Regions from separate parts of the Mus musculus genome. Here all the other regions are linked to region 1. Evidence: chromatin loops called from intact Hi-C (ENCODE). Cell type or tissue: gastrocnemius. All regions are shown on one strand.

Region 1 (5,000 bases):
GATCTATTTTATCGATGTCTTTGTAGAACCTATATCTTGCTTGACTTATAATATTCTAACACTAAATCTCTGTAGAGTGCTCTAATGGTGTGTATAACTAATGCTTACTAGTGATTGAGTGTTAGGTACTTGTAAAGCTTTCCATTTAAAAGGGTAAGTAACCACGAGTGAGCTTAGATTTCTGAATGGTCCTTCCTGCTGCTTAGCCCTCTCTTGAACTGTAATCAGGAGAAACGTTTGCTTAGAGTAATTGTAAAGCAGCGTGCTTTGGTGATTCTGCTGTCTCTTCGTAGCTTCACTTCCCCAAGTTTAAGCAAATATCTGGTATCACCTAAGCCAAGGTTTAAGTGTTATTTTGTTTTGTTTTGGTTTTGTTTTGGGTATATAGAAGGAAATGCCTTATAAATTATGATGATTGAAACTACTGTGCACGTGCCTCCTACTCACAGACTAACGCTGTTCTTCTTGTCCTTTTGTCTTGCTGCTGCTTCCGTCCGTCCGGTGTTTGCTTCTCCCTGGTTTGGATTGTGTGTGTTTGCTGCTCAATTCCTCTGCCTTAAAAGCTTCTTGGTGATAGCAAAGATGTCCTTGGGCCATCAAGTAAGTAGCTAACGTTGGAATGTCATGTTTTAAGGACGCAATAATATTGTTGGTGTTACTTACAAATGAAAAATAGTGTTTCAGTTTTGCTTGTGAGATGCTCAGTGACCAGTGTTCACCTGCTGCTATGATCTGTGTGAGCCACAGAGTCTGTACCTAATCACAGTCATCCAGAGCAGTGGCTTGCACCCTGCAGGGCCAGACCACCCCTTCACGCTCCGGAAAGCAAGAGCTTTACATAAGATTCAGGACAGTAGCAAGATTACACTCATGAAGTAGCAATGAAAATAATTTTATGGGGGCTGGAGAGATGGCTCAGAGGTTAAGAGCCCTAACTGCTCTTCCAGAGGGCCTGAGTTCAGTTCCCAGCAACCACATGGTGGCTCACAACCATCTGATGCCCTCTTCTGGTGTATCTGAAGACAGGAACGATGTACTCATATAAATAAATAAATAAATAAATAAATAAATAAATAAATAAACAAACAAACAAACAAATAAATAAATCTTTTTTAAAAAAATAGGTTTAAAAAGAAAAAATAATTTTATGGCCAGTGTCACCACAACACGAGAAACTGTATTTTGGAAGCATTAGGAAAGTTGAGAAACCACTAAGTTAGAAGCTAATTCAATATTTAGTAAGACCTCCTTCTTAAAAAAAGGGACCTATTTACTGCCTTTTGAAACTGAGAAAGTGTTTTCATTTATAGAATTTTAATAGAGTAATTGGATTGTCATTTTTGTTTGTATTTTGGAGCTTTTTATGAAAGCATGTTTTATTTTAGAGATCTAGAAACCCTTTAAGATAAATTATATTCAATTTACTGTAACAGATTTTGCTGGTTTTGTTGTTGTTTTCTGGATAGGGATGGACATTGTGGTGGCTTTTGAATAAGCACAGCAAATAAAACATGCCACCTCAGATGGTTTTAGTCCATTTAGACAGTGACGGGAGCAGCTGACATTAGAAATCATAGCAGCACTGAACTGAACAGTGCTTCCGAGATCAGTTCATTAAACCCTGATCCTCCAGGGTAAGCCTGAAGCTCGGCTCTGCAGAAGCACGGTCCACTGAGGACTGCTAGTACTATGCTAAGCACTGAGAGCAAAGCCTAACAGAGTAATTACAATTTTATTCCATCATAAATTGAACAGAGGTTTTGATTTTTATTGAATGACAGACACATTTGAAACTAATTTCAAAGTTTGTATTTATATTTAGTAGTCACCTCACTGTTGCAAGCCATCTCTGTGCTCTGGGCCTCATTTGGGGGGGATTCAAAGAAAGGGAATGAGCAAGATAATGGCAAAAGTTCTTCATAATGAGGTTTCAGGTGCTGTTCTAAAGAGAGGGCAAATGGTGACATGAATGTGGTTACATGGTCACGTAACAAAGCCATAATTTCTATAATTAATATATATGTATATCTGTGTATATATATCTTTGGTCTGTGTTAGTTTTTTCTCTCAAATAAATTAGAAAGAATATTTAATTTTTTATAGAAAGCTAATTTAAAGTAATACACTATTTCTTTTAACTCACAGCAGTTCGTTCTTACAATATGATACATATTACACGCAATATTACCAGGTAGTGGAAAACAAAAGTAGAAGAACATAAATCTCTTTGTACACATTTTTTATTATTCCAAGAATATTTTTAAATCTTAAAACGCCTTACAGATATCACTAAATCTTACTAGTACCTTAATTTTATATAAGAAAGGCTCAAATCTTCAGGGCAGTCAGGCGGACTTGCAGATTACCTAGGTATCTTATGTTAGCTTCCATGCAGCAGAAGAGAAATGCCAGAAGTTGCAAACGCCTTTAAAGTTTGACGAGTTGCTGAGGGTGTAGGGAGGGTGATCGGTTACCTGGCACAGTAACTGTTAGCAACTGTTATGTTATGCCAGTGTGCTTGCTGTTCAGTGGGAGAAGCTGCCCAGCAGCTGCATGCACTATAAGTGGAGCCAGCAGGGGGCACTGTAGTGTCACCATTGGCAGGTGAGTCACTTGTTAAGAAGCTGTGCTGCCACAATGATTCCTTTGCCAAATAGCTTTTCACTTATTTAGCAAATAGTTATCAGTTGTGCCAGTGTAAACACACAACAACAAAGTCATTGTACTTTTTAAGCTCTGTTCAGATATTGCACTGTTATAGACTTCCTGTAGGGCACTACTAATTTGTGTTATGAAGAGAAATGTTTATGAACTAGTTGAGACAAAACACACAGGAAGATGGGCTCTCTGTCTTACTGTAAAGCAGTCTGAAAAAGAGGTTGCTTGAGAGCTGGGCATGGAGACACAGGCCTGTAATGCCAGACCGGCAGGAGCACATGAGGTCTCTCCACTTTGGGCTCTTCTTTGGAGAAGCACGTAAACACTGGGACGGAAAGGTGGGCAGAACTGTTTTCCTGTGTATGTAGTGGAGTTACTTAAACACATGCCTGTGTGTACTAACGAAATGCACAAACATGCTGTAATCGCTTCCTTTTCTCTAGCTTGTGGCTCTCCCTAGACATGATGACTATGTTGTGGGTTTTTTAATCTTTTATTTTTTGATTTTTTTTTTTGCTTGAGAAGGGGTAAGGATTTGTTTTTAAATTTTAAATTTTTAAAATTACATATGTATCTCAGGGTGTGTGTGTATGTGTGTGTGTGTTAGCGTCCATGTGGTCACAGTATGCATTTGGAGGTCAGAGGACGATTTGTGTATATCAGTTTTCTTGTCCCACTATGTGGGTCCTGAATGTGGCTCATCACACTGGGTGGCAGGTGCCTTTACTGTTGAGCTTGGCTTGCTTTTTATTTCTTACACATTTTTTTTTCTGATACTAAAATTTAAATCCAGAACCCCCCTCTCACACATGCTAAGCACATGCCCTGTCAACACTGGTTTTTAAGCACTGTACCGGAGTGTATGTAATATGTTGGGAACTGGCTTTTCATAGTTGATGTTCTGTTTCTGTGACTCACGCATGCTGTTTGACCCAGAAGCAGACGGCATATGCTATTGTAGCTTATGCTTGTGTCACAATTTATTAACCCACTTTATTATTTTATTTTTATGAGACAGAGTCACTGTGTAGGACCAGCTTGGCTAGAACCTACTGTGAGGAGTAGGCTGCTCCTGAACTAACAGAGATCTCCTTGCCTCTGCCCTTGGAGTACTGGGATTAATGATGTACACCATCCTTGGATAACACATTTAGTTTGTTTCGTTTTAGAATTATTATTGTTGCTGTGTTTATGAGTGTGCATGCTCTGTACCTAGTGCCAGCAGAAGTCAGATGAGGGTGCTGGACCCCCTGGAGCTGAAGTTGTAGATGGTTGTAGTTGCCATGTGGGCATGGGAATCTAAAGCCGGGGCCTCTGAAGAGAGCTAGTGCTTGTAACTACTGAGCCATCTCTCTAGTACTTCTTACCTCCTCTGTTTTATTTTTTAATTGGTGAGTATTTAAGCTCTTTGAATTTTGTTTTTGTTTTACTTTGTTTGGTTTCTGCAAAGCATTGTCTTAGTTAGGGTTTTACTGCTGTAAATAGACACCATGACCAAGGCAACTCTTACAAGAACAACATCTAATTGGGCTGGCTTACAGGTTCAGGGAACATGGCAGCATCTAGGCAGACATGGTGCAAGAAGGGCTGAGAGTTCTACATCTTCATCTGAAGGCTGCTAGCAGAATACTGGCTTCCAGGCAGCTAGGATGAGTATCTTAAAGCCCATGCCCATAGTGACGGACCTCCTCCAACAGGGCCACATCTTCTAATAGAGCTACTCCATAGGCTGAGCATATACAAACCATCACATTTCACCCCTGGCCCTTATAGGCTTGTCCAAACATATGAATCTATGATGACCATACCTAACCATAGCATAATGCAAAAATACATTTAGTCCAACTTCCAAAGTCCCCATGGTCTATAGCAGTCTCAACAATGTTAAAAGTCCAAAGTTCAGTCTCTCTGAGATTCAGTCATTTAACTGTAATGTCCAAAGCAAGACAGGAAACCAGCTAAAAACTCCAAACTCTGCGTCTCCATGTCTGATGTCAAAGCAGTCTTCAGATATCCAGCTCCTGTTTCATCTTTGTTAACTGCAACAAACTTCTTTCTCCTGGGCTGGTACCACTCCCTGTTAGCAGCTTTTCTTAGCAGATAGACCATGACTCTGGCATCTCAAACATCTTAGGCTCCTCCAAAGGGCTGGCATCACTTCTCCATCTCTGTTCTCTGTAGCACTCTAAGCTCATGTTGATCCACTCCACTGCCACTGCTGTTCTTGGTGATCATCCCATGGTATTAGCATCTCCAATACATTGAGGTCTTCTGCTGCAATGAGGTTTGACCAATAACCTCTTATGGGCTCTCTTCATGGTGCCAAGTCTCAACTCGTTTGC
Region 2 (5,000 bases), 52 kb after region 1:
GAGTTGCTGTCTTACTTTTACATCCTATTTATTATTGGTTGACATTTTCACACATGTATAATTTTACAATTTGGCCATTTTCTATGCCCGTTGCCCTCTTTCATCTTTATATATTCTTGAGTTTTCTCTCTCTTTTTAAGTTTTTATGTATAATGTTAAGGTTGTATACCAGCAGTTACCATGAAATTGCAAAGTTTGTCTTTAGATAGAATCCTGATTGAAGTTATATTTTTATTTCATGTAAATTTTATTTACTGTGAAACTTTATAAGATGGTCTTTTAGACAAGACAATTTAACTTTAAACCTGTATTTGTAAATTTTAAAAGTGATTTGTTTTGTTTTGTTTAAAACCAGGGACTAAAGAAACCATATAATCCTATACTTGGTGAGACTTTCCGATGTTTATGGATTCATCCCAGAACAAACAGCAAAACTTTCTATATTGCTGAACAGGTATGAGAAGTGTGTGTTACCAAGAGGATCTGTAGGTGCTAGGACATTTTCTGAGAAAGTCTTACTTGGTAAATCACTGTTATTTAGCTTATTGCTAGGTAAGCTTTGATAAGCATTGAACATTCTAGAGCAGGACACTACTGAATACCATGCTGCTGAGCATGGCTGTCGTCACTTGGCTCTTGCGTGGCTCCAGTCAGGCTGCCCACCAGTTTATAATTCTCCTTACATTTGGCTGGGATAGATGATTGCTTTCCATGGTCATCTCATGGCTTTTGAGGAAAGAATTTATTAGTTCCTCGGCTGGTAGTGCTTCCCTACATTGTTAACAGCACAAAAACTGGGTTTTCTGAGCTTTGTGCACCTGCTGTTGGGGTTGGGGGCAGGGCTGGAGGGGCTCCTAAAACCCTCCTCTCTGAAAGCTGTATTATAATCTCAAGTTAGAAATGGTGTATTATCATTTCCACCCAAAATCAAACTTTTTTTTTTTTTTTTTTGTCTTGTGGTACGATTGCCAGGGGGTCCATTTCCTTAGAGACAGAAATCTGGTTACCGTAGTGACTAATACTTATGCTGTTGCTTACCAGCTGTCCTCTTACTCGTGCTGACTTCTGAACGCTTGCTATTAGCACAGTTGCAAGCTTGTTTTCTTAAATGTCCTGACTTTGACTTTTCCTGTGTTCACTAGGTGTCCCATCACCCACCAATATCTGCCTTTTATGTCAGTAACCGGAAAGATGGGTTTTGCCTTAGTGGTAGCATCCTGGCTAAGTCCAAGTTTTATGGTGAGTGTTCCCTTATCCTAAACTGTGCTTCTCCAAAATGTTGTGTTTTCTGGTACGTTTTCATTTGTAAATACGATTTTTGTTTTGTTTGTTTGCTTGTTTTGTTTTCGAGACAGGGTTTCTCTGTGTAGCCCTGGCTGTCCTGGAACTCACTTTGTAGACCAGGCTGGCCTTGAACTCAGAAATCCACCTGCCTCTGCCTCCCGAGTGCTGGGATTAAAGGCGTGCGCCACCATGCCCAGCAATAAATGGATTTTATTTGTCATTTTTGGCAAGGAGTTCATGTCATTTAGGTACCATCTTTAACTGAGCCTGTTTTAGTTCTTATAAAGGCACATTTATCAAACTTCAGCACCACATATAAAGCATCGCTTAAGGCAGGACACAGTGAGTGCCTACCACATCCCGCTCATGCATTGTGAGTTTGTTTTGCCTTTATCTCACCAGTGTGTTTGGTTTGGTTTCAGGGTACCTGAGGGAATTGCTCTTTCATTTCTAGTCTTTGAATTTAGAGAGAATCTACTTTGACCCTGGGTCATTGAGCAATGGTGTTTAACCTTGGGCTAATGACATACTATTGAAAATGTTTGTGAGTATAGAGAGGATTATAGAAAAATATGGTAGGAAGCCTTAATACTGTATCTTTACAATTCAAAGAAGACAGAGGTACAAAATTATATAGTGGTAGAATATTATCTTTAAATGCTATTATTTGGCTTTCTAATTTTAGAAATACTTAAAAACTCAGAGAATTAAATTTAAGAATTTTAAACCTAAGAAAACAAACATAAGTGCAAAATAGAAAAGCTAAAATATGTAAACAGAAATTTAAATTTTAATTATGTGAGTAGTCACAGTCAGAAATGAGTCTGTGACAGGAACCCTACAGTATTACAGCTTCAACACCCCCTCCCCCACACCAATTTTGCTTTTGATTTGAGGTGGGGTTTTTTTTCTCCCAAAGTTCCACATATTTTATATTGAGATTACTCCTATTAAGCTTCAGTCCCCTTACCCACCCCAGCTACACTATCAGTGGCTTTAATGAGTCCTTGTTCCTCCCTGTAGACATCCCTTACTGTGGACCAGGTTCATGGTTTATATTCTGGTATTGTTTCTGCATTTTGCTTTCTTTTTCTTATGTGTTAATACAACTTACATGTCCCAGGGCTGGCTCTTTATAATTTGAAAGAATCCAGACTTTACAAGGGTACTTTTGGTTTTTTTCCGAGACAGGATTTCTCCGTGTAGCCCTGGCTGTCCTGGAACTCACTTTGTAGACCAGGCTGGACTTGAACTCAGAAATCCACCTGCCTCTGCCTCCCATATGCTGGGATTAAAGGCGTGCACCACCACGCCTGGCTCTTTTTTTTTTTTTTTAATCCTCATTTTTTTCCTTTGAGTGCAGACATCTGAGGAGACTATGTATATATAACTTATGAAGTAGCCTATTACGCAAATAGCACATGGCAGCTCTTATGTTGGACCCTAGAAAAGTTGATCAAGAGACAGTAGAAATGGTAGCTATTAGGGCTGGGCTAGTTGGGAACCAGGGGAAGGTCATGGCTGTACATACATCCAACACCAACTCCTGTAGACCTTTCATAGCTATAGAATACTGAGTTTCTATTTAAAAAATGAATGCGGGCTGGTGAGATGGCTCAGTGGGTAATAGCACCCGACTGCTCTTCCGAAGGTCCAGAGTTCAAATCCCAGCAACCACATGGTGGCTCACAACCATCTGTAAGGAGATCTGACGCCCTCTTCTGGAGTATCTGAAGACAGCTACAGTGTACTTACATGTAATAAATAAATAAATCTTTTAAAAAAAAATGAATGCTTGAGACAGTAGCATAGACATCTGAAAAATATGTGCTAGGTAAAATAAGCCAAATATAAATTATATATTTTATAATGCTTGCTAGAATTGGTAATAATAGAATGGTAGGAACAGATCAGTGTTTTCCCAGAGATAATAGGGACATTTTAGGATAATAGGTTAGGCATGGAGGTAGATAGGTAGATAGGAAGTACATACATAATCAGGCCAATCGACAGACAAGTAAACAGGGGATCAAACCCTAGCCTTGAACATGGTAGATAAGGACAGAACTACATTTCCAGCCCCTAGTCATTCGAAATAGCCATTTAAGACCTTTCTCTGTGGTTCAGGCTGATGCTAGACCCCCAGTCCTCCTGTGTCTACCTCCCAAATGTTGATACAGGTATGTGCTACCAAGCCAGACTCCTCTATGTAGTACCACATACTATCATACTTAATGCTTAAAATAGCCTGTTCATTGTACATTAATTATGCCCCATTAAAGATCCAGATGTTAAGGAAAGAAAAAAACATGAGACCCAAGCTAGAAGAAATCACTATGGCATTTTATCACTTGAATATTGCATAATTTTAAAGCATTTAAATAATTATTGAATCAATTATAAATAGTTACAACTTTAGAGTTACCTATATTGTGACTTAGTCATGATGGGATTTTTTTTTTCATTTGATTTAACTAAACAAATAGTTAAGTATGCCTTTTGGAAATACTCATTTTGTCTAGGCGATGGGGGCACATCCTGGCTAAATGCATAAATGGCTTTATTACCTGCACTTGGGAGGCAGAGGTGGATCTCTGAGTTTGAGGCCAGCCTCGTCTACAAAGTCAGTTCTAGGACAACCAGGGATACACAGAGAATCCCTGTCTCAAAAAACAAACAAGCAAACAAAAAACAAAAGAAAAAAATCAAATCTTATAAGATTGAGACTATGAATCAAGTAATGCTTTAGTTATAAGGTGCTGAATATGTGCCTTGGCACATGTAATGAGATTAAGATATTTTAAATATTTCTACTGAAGGAATGTAGATGTCCCAAGTATACTTTGTTTTGAATTGGTTGCACTCGTTTTGTGAGATTTAGTACTTTTTTTTTTTTTTTAGGAAACTCGTTATCTGCCATATTGGAGGGAGAAGCCCGGTTAACTTTCTTGAACAGAGGTGAAGATTACGTCATGACAATGCCATATGCTCACTGTAAAGGTAATTCCTATAGCAGGTGTTTCTTACAGCATTTTTGTAAGGAAATTTTTGTGACTGGAATTTGTTACATTTGAACTGAGAAGTACCTATTTAAAAACTTTGGCTCATAGTTATATGAGCATATTGCTGTTTGCTGGCTACTTCAATGGTGAAGTCATTCTCACACACTTACCTTTTTTGTGATGCAATCCTTAAGAAACTGATTTATAATAATGGAATTTGTTTTCGTCACTCTATTTGACAGTTTCTGAGTCATAGCCTTACTGTGTAGCTCAGGCTGCCCTTAAAGTCAGGATCCTCCTGCCTCAGACTCCCTCTTGTTGAGATCACTAGTGGGGGCTACAATGCCTACTTTACATTGGCAGGAGGCCAGATAATGCTCAGAGCTTGGCTTACAGTTCTTAAAATAGGAGTGAAATAAAATAACTACAATTTCAAATGAATAAGAATTTTAAAATTTTATACCATTTATTACATAAATGCCCAACAAGCAATGGGGATTTTTTTTCTCCCAAAGTAGTGTATTGCTTAGAGAAAAATAAGGTTAGAGCATGGGGATAGAATGATTCATAAAAGAAGATAACATTTGTTTTCTGTGTTGCCAAGTTTCGTTAATTTTTTATAAAAGGGGAGTTCCATGACCAAATAAGTATGAGAAACAACATTCCATTGTCTGTGTCCTCTCAGAAGTTAATATTGTCTGTTTGCTATCACAT
Region 3 (5,000 bases), 730 kb after region 1:
GTCATCTTCTAAATTTGTGGAAAGCATATCCTGAAATTGTGGGAACATCGACAGGTGGTGGGTCCTAGCTAGAGTTGTTAGGGTGTGCCTTTGGGGGTGCAATGTCTAACTCTGACCTTTTCTTGGGGTTTCTTTGCTCTGCTTTCTTCCTGCCCCAAGGTCAGCAGCTCTGCTCTGTTATTCCTAAATTATGGAGACCTCTGAAACCCTCAGCCAAAATACATTATTCCCATCTGTAACTTGTCCTTGTCAGACATGTGGTTACAATGATGTAAACGCACCATGTGGCATTTGACAGGGATCCTGTTACCTTGGTACTGGAAAGAACCTGCCAATTCTATCCAAGCCCTGCTAGCTGTGTGTGAGAAAACTGAAGCCTAGGAAATCAAGCCATTCACCCCACCATGTCACAATGTAAGTCATTTGATGCCCTGGTTTATTTCCTACCATTTGAAATAATTAGAAGAACACCGAAGTGTGTTTCTGTTGTACTGTGTGACCACCATGTGGAACACAGAACTGAAGAGCTAACGCTATGCATTTAGTTCAGGTTAGTTTAGTATCTGCCTAGTTAACACCAGCCATTTAGTTTAGGTTAGTTTAGACTCGGCCTCTTCTTCCCCACATGTCCACATGTAGATAGGAATGATGTCAATCATATTAAAGCCTAATGCTGTTTGGGTGATGAAGTTGTTGTTAGATATATTTTCACAGAATGAATCAATGACAGAACTTATCATTCAAAATATACTAATCAGGCCACAGTAAAGCCCAGTGGGCCCTGAAGTGAAACAAAACCAGAACAGAAAGACATGAAAGTAGGATGGGGACTTTGTCGAAGGTTGATGGCAGACAGAGGCAGATAAGAGAGGGTGGGGGGACAAGAGTGGCAAGAATATATTATACAGACATGTGAAATTGTCAACAAATAAAGTCATAGTAATTTCACAAAATCAAACAAAAAACTGTGATGGTTTGTATATGTTTGGCCCAGGGAGTGGCACTATTAGAAGGTGTGGCCTTGTTGGAGTAGGTGTGTCATTGTCGGTGTGGGCTTTAAGACCCACACCCTAGCTTCCTGGACGCCAGTCTTCTCCTAGCTGCCTTCAGATGAAGATGTAGAACTCTCAGCTCTGCCTGCACCATGCCTGCCTGGATGCTGCCATGTTCCCACCTTGATGATAATGGACTGAACCTCTGAACCTGTAAGGCAGTTCCAATTAAATGTTGTCCCTATAAGAGTTGCCTTGGTGATGGTATCTGTTCACAGCACTAAAACCCTAAAACAAACCTTTATTAAAAAATATTTAAATGCTAACCAACACGAGGAAGAGATCGTATTTTTTGTTTCCTCAAGTCACCAGAATGTCCAAGGCTGTCTGTCACTGAGGTCACAGTAGAGGCTGAACAAAGAATCAACACTGAGCTAGACTAGAGGTTCCCGTTTGCTCGGTTTCTGACTTTCTCATTGCCCCCTTTCTCCACAATTGAGGAGCATTCAAGCCCATCTTGTGTGTGAATCTATGAGCAGAGAAGGAGAGAGATTTCTAGGAAAATATTGCATTTCAGAGGAGACGTTGGGTACCCTGGAGTGATAAATAGATGGGAGCCTGGGGTGGAAACTAAATCACACAGATGTTCTCGTTGGAGAGCTAGAAAAGGTAAGACTGTGCCTGTTGCGATCACCCCTGAGGGACCGTCATGAGCTGCCTGGCTGCTGTGGAATGTGCAGCTTGTCTGAATATTCTTCATCCTCAGACCTTAGCCAATTGGAGTCCACCGAGGGAGTGTGTGGTGGGGATTATTTTTGTCCTAACTATCTTTGGACTCTGCTGTCTGCCTTATGCTTTCAATACCTTACTTTTTGAGTGCCATTCCCATGGCTTCAGAGTTAATTTTGTAGTTTCATTCCGAATAGAGATGTTGCTTAAGATCTGGAGGGATGGAGAATTTCCTGTGCAACCCCCCCTCCCCACCCCCCCGCCCCTCCCCACTATACAGAATGCCTGGTAAGAGGTGGACCGATGTCAGGCAGTAGCTGGTTACCCAAGGTAAGATGTGCTACAGAGAGAGGACTCACCTGTTGCTGTTTCTAGGTCTAATTGTAAACCCTGTGCTCACTGCAGGATGAGACACCACAGTTAGCAGTGGTGATTTTGAAACATCAGTTATGTTCGGGTATATTTACAGAGCATGAGGGCTCCCCCTGGTGGTGATAAAGAGAAACTCAGACTCCTTCCTCTCACAGAGACAGACAAGTGAACTGAACATAGTGATTTCGTTTCCCTTTAAATTGGGGTCTAAATAGGTGGAGCTTGACCTCAAGGCGGAGGTTCTCAACCTGTGGGTCACGACTCCAAGCCCATCAGAAGACACAGGTATTCACATTATGATTCATAACAGTAGGAAAATTGTAGTTATAAAGTACCAATATAAGTAATGTTATGGTTGGGGTCACCACAGCATGCGGAACTGTATTAAAGGGTCACAGCATCAGGAAGGTTGGGAACCACCGGCTTATGGTGATTGTGATAACTGATACACTGTCTCTGTATCATTCATTTCAAACCACTAGGCAAGCCAAGTAAAGTTTATTGGGTATCTGTTGAATCAAGCATCAGTAATTTGTCACTTCTTAGCCCATAAACATGTTATTGATAAGTTACTTCTCCATCAGTAAAATGAGCCAACTCAAGCCAGATTAGAGTATATAAAGGCAGGTTCATTGGGAAGCCATTCTCAAGAGGCTTCATTAGTCCCAAGGAACTAGGCCATTGGGAGAGCGACAGAGGGGAGGGGGGAGAGAAAGAGAGAAAGCATGCACAGAGGGAGAAGAAGATGGAGACCATAATGTCTAGATTATGTAGGGAAGAGCTTCTGGGGAGGGGAAGCCCAGCCCCTGGGCTGGAAAGTTCAGGGTAGAGGGCTGGGTGTGCCAGGTAAGAACTGAGGGATGCTGGGAGATCCTGGAGGCCAGGTTCATGTTGGTTTGTAAACTACGCACCTCAGCTGTTTGTCCCAGGTCTGACTCCCAACAGTTATAAGCATAAGTAATGACACAATCTACCAATTTTTGCTTTTGTTTTCATTTTACAAAATTATCTTTTATTCCATCTTGTTTTTCAAATTTTCTGCCAGGTTTCAGGGCAGAGCTCACCACTTACCTCCTTGTTAGCATGGGATTTTTCAGTGTTTTCTATAAAAGACGTTGCAAGATTGGCAAGTATATCTATATAATCATATATGTGTTTATGTAATACTGGATATCACATCTATAGGTTGTAAAATAACTCAAGAGTTTTGGTTCCTTTTCTTCGTCAGTCTCTCTCTTTGTCTCTAAGGAACTTCAACCACTATACTAGTACATTCACTATACTAATGCACTTGTATAAAAAATGGCGAGTCCTGGCGAGTTGTTTTGGTATGCATGTGGGGGTCCAGCTGTGGTTTCACGTCCTCCACTTCCTCCGTCTTGGGATGTCCAGACATTGCTGCACACTGGGCTGGAAGGGTGAAGAAGAGTCCGGAACCAGTGGGGATCTGCAGAAAGAGGTGGGGGAGGGCTTTTCCAAGGATCTTGGTGTTACAGCTCTTTTAGACAAAGACCTTCTCTAACAATCTTCAATAAAACAGCTCTCTTAGACAATCCTAGCTTGTGTGCATACCTTTATTTGGGGCGGGCTTATACATATACACTTCATTGGGGTGAACAAGGGCTATATATAGGAACATGGAGAATGTGAAGGGATTCTTGAGGTGAAGTTCCATTGGCTGAAGTTTAAAGTACTGGAAAGTCCTCATTGTGTGGAGAGGCATTCCAGGAGTCCCAAGTACTTGCTAGGCGGGTTCTTATGGAGAAGGAGGAAGTTGAACTTGTAGGTCTGCCAAGGACTACTTGACCTTCCACAGGCACAGGGTATGGTGGGACTGGCTCCCCAGACAAGGGGAGGCCTTGCTGGTAAAGGGAGTCCTCCAGTTTGCATCTAGCTCAGAGGAGCTATCCAGCCATGGTAGACCTTAATGAACCATGTTTCCCCACAAGTTGTAATAGATGTTCTGTTATCACCAGTGAATGCTGACCAAACAAGAAATTTATCTTAAGGAAAGAAGAAGAAGAGGAAGAAGAAGAAGAAGAAGAAGTCACCATTGAAAGGAAAACACATTCAAATTGCCTTCTAGCCACTGTGACCTTTCATGTCCCCTGATTTACCTGAAATCAAGTAGCTTTTGTGATGAGAGACTACATTGTGGTGAGGCCTGGTGAGTTGTTGTGGTATACATGTTGGGATCCAGCTGTGGTTCCACATCTTCCCCTTCCTCCCTCTCAGGGTGTCCCAGTTACATCCAGGCACTGTTACCTAGATACTCATGTCTGTACACCATACACATGACAGAGAGAGAAAGAGCAGTGGGGAGGGTGAGGGGGGCAGGAAGACTGACAGACAGACCCTCAGAGAGAGAGAGAGATGGAGACAGACACAAAGAGTGAGAGACAGGCAGGCAGGCAGGCACGTACGCGCGCACACACACACACACACACACACACAGGGTGGGGGGGGGGGAGAGGATATCTTATATAGTTGTTTACTTCCCCAGGGATCATGCATTAGAAACTTGGTCTCAGTTGAAGAAGCTGAAAGGTTCTACCGACTCTTAAGGGGTGGGGCTTCGTGGAAGGTGGATTAGATCATTGGAGGCATCGCCCTCAGAAGAGATTGGTGTAGTAATTTTTATTGTATCATTGACGTTTAATTTTTTTTATAATCAAGCAGGTAAAATACCATTGTTCTTTCCTTTTCAAATTGAGAACATAGGAAATTAGAAAAGTTAAGTAACTTGACCAAGGTCACACTGCTCCTAAGTTGCATAGCTGGAATTCAATTGCATACATTTGTCTATTTGCCCAATATTTGCTCATGCAGCAAATATTTACTGAGCACGTACCAAGGACGTGACACTGCCGGAGACTATGAGGAAATGGGGAAAGGGAAATAGACTTT
Region 4 (5,000 bases), 110 kb before region 1:
AGGTCCATTTAAATTTTATTCCAGGCATCCTGGGTTACCCACATACCATCTTGGGTCCTTGTTTTGTTTTGTTTACTCGATTGTTTTGGGAGATGGGATCTCATGCAGCCAGATTAGACTCAAGCATGCCACGTAACTGAGGCTGGCCTTGAACTTCTGATCTTCCTGACACACTCCCGTGTGCTGGGCTTATGAGAGTGCACTGGGCTTCTCTGGTGGATTCTTTTTTTTTTTTTTTCCTGAGACAGGGTTTCTCTGTGTAGCCCTGGCTGTCCTGGAACTCACTCTGTAGACCAGGCTGGCCTCGAACTCAGAAATCCGCCTGCCTCTACCTCCCGAGTTCTGGGATTAAAGGCCTGTGCCACCACGCCCGGCAGATTTTTTTTTTTTAATAGGAAATTGTATGAAGGTAGTTAGAAAAGCGTATTCTCTTTATTACCTTCTGATAAACAATGCATAAACTGGATATTTCTTTGCCAACAAACTCACACAGTAAAGTTGTAATCTCCAATTTGATGGTATTTGGGGAAGAGACTTGGGGAAATAATTCGTGATGGGTGAAAGACTGTCAGGATGTGATTAGTGTGTGTGTGTGTACATGTACATACATTTACATACGCACACACACATGCTAGGTCCCATGTAGTCTTGGATTGTCACAAATCACTATGAAGCTGGGTGTGACAGTCTGATCCTTCCGCCTCATCTTCCTGAGTGCTGGATTACACCTCTTCAATTTTGCCTGTACAGGGCATTACTCTTTTTTTTTTTAAATTAGGTATTTTCCTCATTTACATTTCCAATGCTATCCCAAAAGTCCCCCACACCCTCTCCCCCCAACTCCCCTACCCACCCACTCCCACTTTTTGGCCCTGGCATTCCCCTGTACTGGGACATATAAAGTTTGTGTGTCCAATGGGCCTCTCTTTCCAGTGATGGCCGACTAGGCCATCTTTTGATACATATGCAGCTAGAGTCAAGAGCTCCGGGGTACTGGTTAGTTCATAATGTTGTTCCACCTATAGGGTTGCAGAACCCTTCAGCTCCTTGGGTACTTTCTCTAGCTCCTCCATTGGGAGCCCTGTGATCCATCCAATAGCTGACTGTGATCATCCACTTCTGTGTTTGCTAGGCCCCGGCATAGTCTCACAAGAGAGAGCTATATCTGGGTCCTTTCAGCAAAATCTTGCTGGTGTATGCAATGGTGTCAGCGTTTGGAAGCTGATTATGGGATGGATGAGGGCATTACTCTTCTAGGTAAAGGCTCTCCAGGCAAGCTTATTCCCAGCCTCAGTTTTCCTTTTCCTCGCATCTGACAGGCCAGCAGAGCTTTTCTGAGTTACACAAATCCTGTCAGTCCTTGAAGTTCATGCCTGAGGCTCTCTCTGACATGTCCTTTGTAACTGTGAAATTACACAGCTCAAGTATCTTTGGGGTACAATGTGTCTCCCACGTGATTCTAAACATAAAGGGATTAACATTATCGTCCTTAACACAAGGAAAGTTTACTTGTGTGACCCAGAAAGAATTGGGAACAAAACACCCATGGAAGGAGTTACAAAGACAAAGTTTGGAGCTGAGATGAAAGGATGGACCATGTAGAGACTGCCATATCCAGGGATCCACCCCATAACCAGCATCCAAACGCTGACACCATTGCATATACTAGCAAGATTTTATCGAAAGGACCCAGATGTAGCTGTCTCTTGTGAGACTATGCCGGGGCCTAGCAAACACAGAAGTGGATGTTCACAGTCAGCTATTGGATGGATCACAGGGCTCCCAATGGAGGAGCTAGAGAAAGTACCCAAGGAGCTAAAGGGATCTGCAACCCTATAGGTGGAACAACAATATGAACTAACCAGTACCCCGGAGCTCTTGACTCTAGCTGCATATGTAACAAAAGATGGCCTAGTCGGCCATCACTGGAAAGAGAGGCCCATTGGACTTGCAAACTTTATATGCCCCAGTACAGGGGAACGCCAGGGCCAAATAGGGGGAGTGGGTGGGTAGGGGAGTGGGGGTGGGTGGGTATGGGGGACTTTTGGTATAGCATTGGAAATGTAAATGAGCTAAATACCTAATAAAAATGGAAAAAAAAAAGGAAAAAAAAAAAAAAAAAGAAAGTGTCATGAGTGCAGGGACGCTGTTCTTAATTGTAGAGGTCTTATGTTAATTTGCTCTATACTTCCCAAAGTTCTGGATCCAGGAAAGAAAGACACAGCCTTATAGTTTAAATACCTTACCCAGTCAATGGTTGGGCCACTCCCTAACATAATTAGCAGAAGAACACAAAGCCATTACACTTATTAGTCCTCTCATTATCCTCGCTCGTGGTTGAAGACTAGTCAGTTCTGAAAGGAAGACTTGAACGGAAGAGGAAGAGAGGACAGGAGCTCCTTCTGCGGGTGTCAGGTGGTCCGCGTGGCTTGAGTGTCCAGAATCGGGCTCACGGTCCTCGCTCTGTGCTGGAGTTTCTACCTATAATATTCATCTCCAGGATTCTCCATCCTCTGTTTTCCTTTCTGAGAGAGTGATCGGACCTTCCTGGTCAGGCTCAATGTGAAGCTACTTGCTGCTGTTCATCTCATTTCTTTTTCTGTGCCGGGGATCAAACCCATGGCCTGGCACATGCTCCGTAACCACTGGGGAACATCCTAGCCCTCGTTTCTCTAAACTTATGGTGCCTTCAAGAGACTTTGACTCGCTTTATTTATTTATTTATTTATTTATTTATTTACTTATTTATTTATTTTTCGAGACAGGGTTTCTCTGTGTAGCCCTGGCTGTCCTGGAACTCACTCTGTAGACCAGGCTGGCCTCGAACTCAGAAATCTGCCTGCCTCTGCCTCCCAAGTGCTGGGATTAAAGGCGTGCACCACCACGCCCGGCTTTGGCTCGTTTTTTTATTTATTCATTATTATTGACTTCTATATTGTTTTTGACATTATTCTGAGACGCGGTCTATAGGTCAAGATGGCCTTGAAGCCAAAGATGACCCTCAGGTTCCTGATCTTCCTGCCTCTGCTTCCCAACGCTGAGACTGCAGGGGCGTGCCACACTGAGCATTTTATGCGTTGCTGAGGGTCGAACCCAGGGCTTTGTGCACAGCAGACAAGTACTATACCAGTTGAGTCACGTTACCCCATCCCAGTATTTTATCAATCTTATTATTATTTTTTTCCTTTCCCTTTTAGAGACTGGGTCTCACTGTGCAGCTCTGGCTGGCCTAGAACTTACTCTGTAAACGAGACTGTGCTCATATTCACCTCTAGAGATCCAACTGTCTCTGTCTACCTCCTGAGTGCTGGGATTAAAGGCGTGCAGCATGGCTATGCCGGCTCTTTTTAAGGGGTAAATTTTCACCGGCATTTTTATTTCTATTTTATTTTTTAGTTAATAACTTTCTTAGTCTTGAGGTATATGAATTATCAGTCACGGGGAAAGTAGTTTCCCCAGGGAGAGCCCCTCCCCCCTTCCCCCCCCCCCCCCCCCAGGACAAACCTCTCCCGATCTGGTTAGTTCTTTTAATCGGGTAGCACAAGAGTCCCTGGGCACAGTCATGTAGTTAAGATTAAGTATTCTATCAACAGACATTCTTTCATTTTCATTCTGTGGAAAAGATAGGTAGGAGGGTAAATAAATTAATCGACAAAGAGAGAGAATTGGGACTTTAAAACCACGCAGGGAAAACCTGGTTCAAATCTCATTCCGTCATCACTCCCTGGTTGACCCGGGGAAGCTGGATGACCTCTTCATGCCCCGTCTTGGTCAGGGTGACTATCGCTGTGACAAAACACCATGACCAAAAGCAACTCGGGGAGGAAAGAATTTATTTGGCTTACGTATACTGAATCACAGGCCAATGATAGAGGCCAAGGCAGGGACCTGAGGGCAGGAGCTGATGCAGAGGCCATGGAGGAGTGCTGCTTCCTGGCCTGGTCCTCATGGCTTGCTCAGCCTGCTCTCTTAGAGCACCCAAGATCTCCAGCCCTGGGGTGGCACCACCCACTAAGATGTGGGTCCTCGCACATCAACCAGTAATTACAAAAATGCCCTGCAGGCTTGCCTGTGGCTCTATCTTATGGATGCAATTTCTCAATTGAGATTCTCTCCTCTGAGATGACTCAACTTGTGTCAGGTTGACATAAAACTATGATAGCTGACTTTTTGCTACTTTGTGGGTTCTTATTTCTTCTACCCTTATCCACCCTTTATCCACCCTTTCAATCCCATAACACTTGGTGAGAGAGGAAAAAAGAAAAAGAGGAAAGGGTTCCCTGAATAAAGTGAGGGGTCAGAAATGGGGTGACATTTTCGTTAGAGTACTTCCTGTTGATTAGGGGTGTTGAGTTCCTTGGGGCAAGTTTGATCTTCTTTATCAGGATATCTAATTTCTTTGTCTTCTTGCTGTTTACGTGTGACTACTTAACAAACTTCGACCAACAGCAAACCAGCCAATAACCCATCCCACCTCTTAGGGCCCTAGCATTTATATATACCCTCTGAAAAGTCCCTAGAATTCCAAATGTCAAACAATCACAGAAACTATCTACGGCTGGCAAAATCACGCCCCTTCGAGAGCATGAGGCAAATCGTCATCTGCTGTCTATAGTATGAAGCAGCCCCATATCCCACCTTGGATTAAAATGAAAATATAATCTTACCGTCTTTCTCTGTTTTTCAAAAACACTCAAAAAAAAAAAATCCAAAATTTCCATTACAGCTCCATTCAGTGGAGGAAAGTGGGTAATAACAGATCAGAAAATGGAGCCAAACCCCAATAGGGATTTTTACAAATGTGGCCCAGGAATCTCAAACTGTTTTTGAAGGAGTAATAGACGTGGACATCAAAAAGCTGAAGCTGAAGCACCTTGTGCTCTGACCCTTTGACCAGGACCCAGCTTTGATTGGGCAGGACTGCCCTTGTTTAGATGGCTCTGATTTGCATGGCCCTTAATTTGCATGATAAAGACTGCCCAGCGGAAACTCTGTATGTG
Region 5 (5,000 bases), 750 kb after region 1:
AGAGGACTCTTGGAGGAGAGCAGCTTCGCAACCTTGTTCCCGAAATACCGCGAGGCTTACCTGAAGGAGTGCTGGCCGCTGGTGCAGAAGGCCTTGAATGAGCATGTACGCCTGCTTTAAACAGTTCCTTTCAGAGCTTTGTGTGTGCTGGTGGATTTTGGTTTTAGAAATGCCAACATAGCTGCTTAATTTGGTTCCTTTAGTATTTAAAAGAATCTAGGTCACCTTTATTCTTAGAGTTCATTCATTTTTAATTTTGTGCATAATTAAAGTATTTTGAGAAATACCTGTCCTCTTAATAGTTTAGAGGTTCCTCAAGCCATCTAGGATTACCTGTTCCATCCACAACTCCAAATGCCTTTCGTAGGCAGTGGTGGTAATCATGTACTCGTGTACCTGGCCAGTTTTAGCCAAGCCATGTTTCAGAGTTTATTTTAAACAACACTCGCTGGTGCACCCAGCTTTTCCATGTTTGCTCCCTGCCGCCAAGTCTCCAGAGTGCTGGTGTTGAAATGTTCATTGCTCACCCACCGTGATGCAGGATTCTTCTGAATGTGTCACAAGGCAGAAAAGAGCCTTTTGCTTTGCTCTGTTAAAATCCAGTTCTTGGGGCTGTGGAGCTCACACAGTTGGTGAAGTGCTTGTAATGCCAGCCTCAGGCCTGGAGCTCCATCCTCAGACCCTGTGTAAGCAGCCAGGTATGGAGGCAGAAGACCCAGGACTCACGGGCTAGCCGACAGCTAATTTGGTGAGCTCCAAGCAGTGCCTAGGGAGTGACACTGAGAGCCGACCCCTGGCCTCCACGTGTGCATGTGCTCGAATGTGCACTCTCCCTCCTCCCTCATGTGGTTCTTGTTCTTGAGAGTTAGTGCTCACTTTTGCTAACTATTGCTTTGTAAACCTGTCATAATTTGTTTTGTATTTAGTCCCTTAACCAAGTAGAAAGAGATTAAAAAGGAAAATTCATTTCTCGGTCTTGGGTTACAATTGCTTCAGTTTCTTACATCCTGTCAAGTGTGAAATTAATCAAGTATTCATCATTTGTATTTAACGGCCCAGCTGATTCCAGGAGGGAGTTGAGAGGCTTTGGAAGTTAGCTGATGGGCACAGAGGTTCTTAGTTTGGTTGGGGTCGACTCTATAATGATCTACAACTGAACCCATTTTGGGTTCTTTCCTTGTTTTTGTAGCATGTTAAAGCAACGCTGGACTTGATCGAGGGTAGCATGACTGTTTGTACAACAAAGAAGACGTTTGACCCTTACATCATCATTAGGGCCCGAGACCTAATAAAGCTCTTGGCCAGGAGCGTTTCCTTTGAACAGGTGTGTCTGGGCCAGGGGGATTAACTTGGTGAGCTCTGGGCCAGTGAGAGACTCTGCTCACAAAAACAAAGCGGGCAGGGTCTCAGGGAAGCAAGGGAGCGTGTTCCCCAGCCTGTGATGCTGCGTCTTTCCATCTGCCCACCTCCCTCCTCCCAGCGTCCATGCTTGTGCTTGCATTTTAGTAGCCTGGGGTTGGAAAAGAAAAATGCTGATGCTTTTTCCCTTCTCCTAAAAGGCAGTACGGATACTTCAGGATGATGTTGCGTGTGACATCATTAAAATCGGCTCTCTAGTGAGAAATAAAGAGAGGTTTGTGAAGAGAAGACAGCGGCTTATTGGTCCCAAAGGATCCACCTTGAAGGTACTTGTCGTTAAGGGGCGTGGGCACCTCTCGCTTACTCTCTGAGCACTGAGTCTGATCTTGCTCTTCTGCCTCAGGCACTGGAGCTCCTGACAAACTGCTACGTCATGGTTCAGGGGAACACGGTCTCAGCCATCGGACCTTTCAGTGGCCTCAAAGAGGTGAGAGCTAGGACCCGACACTTCCACCAGACACACATGAAATAACTAATGTGGTTGTCACATAAGTGTTCATCGGGTAATGTCTTCTAATCGTTTCGTATTTTTAGAATGTGCTTTGGTTTCTAAGTTGTAAATAGTTTGCTATGTAACTTGAGGGCGTCATCACTTCCTAGAATCTCAGGTGCTTTGGGCAACCTTTGACAGCTGTGGAGACGTGCGGTTCCCAGTTAGGTGTATGTATCAGCATCCTTCCCACTGTAAGACCTCAGAGGAAGTTCAGATCCAAGTAGCTCACCTTGCAATCCACACATGGTGTCAGCATCTGGATACTGAGCCAAGGTCCTGGTAGTGCAGTAACGCGTGCAACCAGTAGAGGTCAGCCTTTACAACCTTTCCCTTTAAACCACTGGATCTTTTGGTTTAGTGTTTTTTGTAGACATCTCTGCACCTTCTCAGATGTTGTGAGAACACCCATGGGACATAGCTTCCTGTCAGGTCCTGTTCTTACCGTGTTGAGCTGGATCTGCCTGTGTGGTTTGCCTCCCTCTTGGAATTCCCTTAGTAGGCATTCTGATGGCTTCTCTCTCATAAATTACCTACTCTTTTCTAGTGGAGCAATAATAACATCAAATACTTTACAGTTTTACATGTTTGGAAATATGGTACTTAATTCTTACAGTAGATCTGAGATATGGTTTTATCTCCATTTTACAGATATAAAGCTGAAATAGGAATATTAATCGACTCTTACGTGATGTGGTAGTCCCAGGGTTATTATTTATTATTATAATAACAATTACTATTTTTGCAGTGCTGGAAATCAAACCCAAAGCCTTGTGCACAATAGGCAAGCTCTCTCCTGCTGAGCTGTAGCCCCTATGCCAGGATTTGAACCCTCGTCTTTTGACTCTAAATCCAGCTGTCTTGCCCTAATCAGTAGTACCTGTAGGGCCTTGGGTACTTTGTTAGTTATTTACTGTATGGTCATAGTCATGAGACATGCTTTGTTTGAAACAGTTGACTGCTGTCACAGAAGATGGAGAAACCACTGAGAACAGTTAAAGTGTATCTGGTGTGGCCATAGACACTGATTCATGGGATCTGGTGTGGCCATAGACTCTGATTCATGGGATCCAGCGTGGCCATAGACTCTGATTCATGGGATCCAGTGTGGCCATAGACACTGATTCATGGGATCTGGTGTGGCCATAGACTCTGATTCATGGGATCTGGTGTGGCCATAGACTCTGATTCATGGGATCCAGTGTGGCCATAGACTCTGATTCATGGGATCTGGTGTGGCCATAGACACTGATTCATGGGATCCGGTGTGGCCATAGACACTGATTCACGGGATCCGGTGTGGCCATAGGCTCTGATTCATGGGATCCAGTGTGGCCATAGACTCTGATTCATGGGATCCGGTGTGGCCATAGACACTGATTCATGGGATCCGGTGTGGCCATAGACTCTGATTCATGGGATCCGGTGTGGCCATAGACTCTGATTCATGGGATCCGGTGTGGCCATAGACACTGATTCATGGGATCCGGTGTGGCCATAGACTCTGATTCATGGGATCCGGTGTGGCCATAGACACTGATTCACAGGAGAGTTTACAGGAGCTTACCCCTCTTCTGTCCAGTCTGTTGAAATCTTTGTGACCGCTTCATTTTTCTTTGTAAATTGCAGGTTCGAAAAGTAGTCCTTGATACCATGAAGAATATCCATCCAATTTATAACATTAAAGTGAGTCTTGTTTATACATTATTAATTAGTGATTGTCAGAGTTCTACTTCACAAACTGAAAATTAAATATTGTATGAAAATGTAATATGTAGAGAATTGGGGATAAAATTTGTCCCACCACTCTCTACCCTGGCCCTCTTTGGAGATTGTATCTCCCTCGTAAAATCTATGGAAAGAGACCCTGTCCTTCATTGTAGCATTCCAGTGCAGTGAAGAGAGGCCGCTCAGGACTGAGGATAGGCGGCATCAGTAGATTTTCTGCCTGTGTCAAAGTCTGGACTCTCAGGTTGCATGAAAGCTTCCTTTGGGAGTTAATGCTTGCACCGTGTGTGGGGAGACACTGATGCAGCCATAGTGTTGATGGGTGCTTGTGGGGGATGCGCTGACATTTCAGGAAGCTGCGGGTAAAAGTGATTTTAAATTCCTGGGACTTAGGATACCTCAGTTGCTACTGAAGGCTTCCCACTCACTGGAAGCAACAGCTAACTAAGCACCAACTCCCCCTGTTATTTAGTGGACGATGGCAGGGAAGCTGGGCTTCGCTTTCATATGATGTCTTCGTTTGATCTAGACTTAGAGTTTCTGGTATTTGGCTGGTTGTGCAGGCTTAGTTTCGTTGCAGTTGGTTTCATTCTGAACACGAGAAGCTTGTCCTTACTTTTAGAAGCAATGTGATGATGATGATGATAATGTATGAATTTTAAAATACATAGTTTTATTTATATGTATGTGCCTAAAGACCTTGATGATTAAACGGGAGTTGGCAAAAGATTCCGAGTTACGATCACAAAGTTGGGAAAGATTTTTGCCACAGTTCAAGCACAAAAATGTGAATAAACGCAAGGAACCGAAGAAGAAGAGTGTCAAGAAGGAGTACACGCCCTTCCCGCCCCCACAGCCAGAGAGTCAGGTCAGTGGCCAGCGGCGAATGCTGGGTGCGGGTGAAACTGCAGTATCCTGGGTTTGGAAACACTAGAGTTTGGGTTGGCTGTGGGTGTGCATGTGTTAGGACGTGAGAACTTGATAGCAAGGGTCGGGGAGTGGGCATCCCGTTGTGAGTAAACTGTGTTGGGGGAGGGGGTGTCAGGCAGCCAGGACCATGAAGCTAAAAGCTGCCTAGGGGTTTCACATTTTGACCACGTACTGTAAAGTCTTACCTCCACATGCATTTGTTGCCGTAGCTGTGAGCTGCAGGTTCCTTCCTTGTTTGTCAGCTGTCTTCTGGTCCTCTCCTTCACACACACAGCCAGGAGCCCCTCTCCTCTCCGCCTCTCTTTCTCATATGAACATTCTTTAGCCACACCCTCCCAGGAAAACTCAAATTAGAGTTAGGCAAAAAAATTAAAGTGGAGAAATTGGATTAAATTCACTAAAAGTTTGTGTCTCCAACTTCTGCTAGGCCTTA

What was found. Peaks named below come from ENCODE experiments on the same cell type or tissue, not always from the same donor. Only the 100,000 strongest peaks of a DNase experiment are listed, where the experiment ranks them.
Region 2: it touches region 1 in a loop (2.9-fold over the local background); 9 of 42 quality-filtered maps call a loop at or near these places.
Region 3: it touches region 1 in a loop (2.6-fold over the local background); 8 of 42 quality-filtered maps call a loop at or near these places.
Region 4: a loop joins it to region 1, with 2.2 times the contacts of the local background. A loop is called at or near these places in 9 of 42 quality-filtered maps.
Region 5: it touches region 1 in a loop (2.4-fold over the local background); 3 of 42 quality-filtered maps call a loop at or near these places.

The regions. Positions count from the first base shown.
Region 1 is chr10:111,224,109-111,229,108 of GRCm38, forward strand. It overlaps Osbpl8 (oxysterol binding protein-like 8), which reads left to right. Exons shown (of 24, transcript NM_175489.3): 3 at 564-600. Among named protein-coding and RNA genes, the nearest start is that of Gm51266, 41 kb to the left of the region's middle. In gastrocnemius, a CTCF peak has its summit at 2,572 (motif pointing right); a DNase peak (open chromatin) is centred at 2,573; H3K27ac peaks cover 471 bases.
Region 2 is chr10:111,276,105-111,281,104 of GRCm38, forward strand. Osbpl8 (oxysterol binding protein-like 8) reads left to right here. Exons shown (of 24, transcript NM_175489.3): 14 at 356-454; 15 at 1,143-1,239; 16 at 4,186-4,284. Among named protein-coding and RNA genes, the nearest start is that of Bbs10, 20 kb to the right of the region's middle. In gastrocnemius, a CTCF peak has its summit at 3,008 (motif pointing left); no DNase peak of the experiment used is centred here.
Region 3 is chr10:111,955,724-111,960,723 of GRCm38, forward strand. No RefSeq gene overlaps it. Among named protein-coding and RNA genes, the nearest start is that of Krr1, 14 kb to the right of the region's middle. In gastrocnemius, a CTCF peak has its summit at 2,216 (motif pointing left); a DNase peak (open chromatin) is centred at 2,201.
Region 4 is chr10:111,112,339-111,117,338 of GRCm38, forward strand. No RefSeq gene overlaps it. Among named protein-coding and RNA genes, the nearest start is that of Gm29916, 31 kb to the left of the region's middle. In gastrocnemius, no CTCF peak of the experiment used is centred here; no DNase peak of the experiment used is centred here.
Region 5 is chr10:111,975,553-111,980,552 of GRCm38, forward strand. Krr1 (KRR1, small subunit (SSU) processome component, homolog (yeast)) reads left to right here. Exons shown (of 10, transcript NM_178610.4): 2 at 1-105; 3 at 1,190-1,324; 4 at 1,560-1,685; 5 at 1,763-1,846; 6 at 3,539-3,595; 7 at 4,335-4,505. Among named protein-coding and RNA genes, the nearest start is that of Krr1, 5.4 kb to the left of the region's middle. In gastrocnemius, a CTCF peak has its summit at 2,207 (motif pointing right); a DNase peak (open chromatin) is centred at 2,211.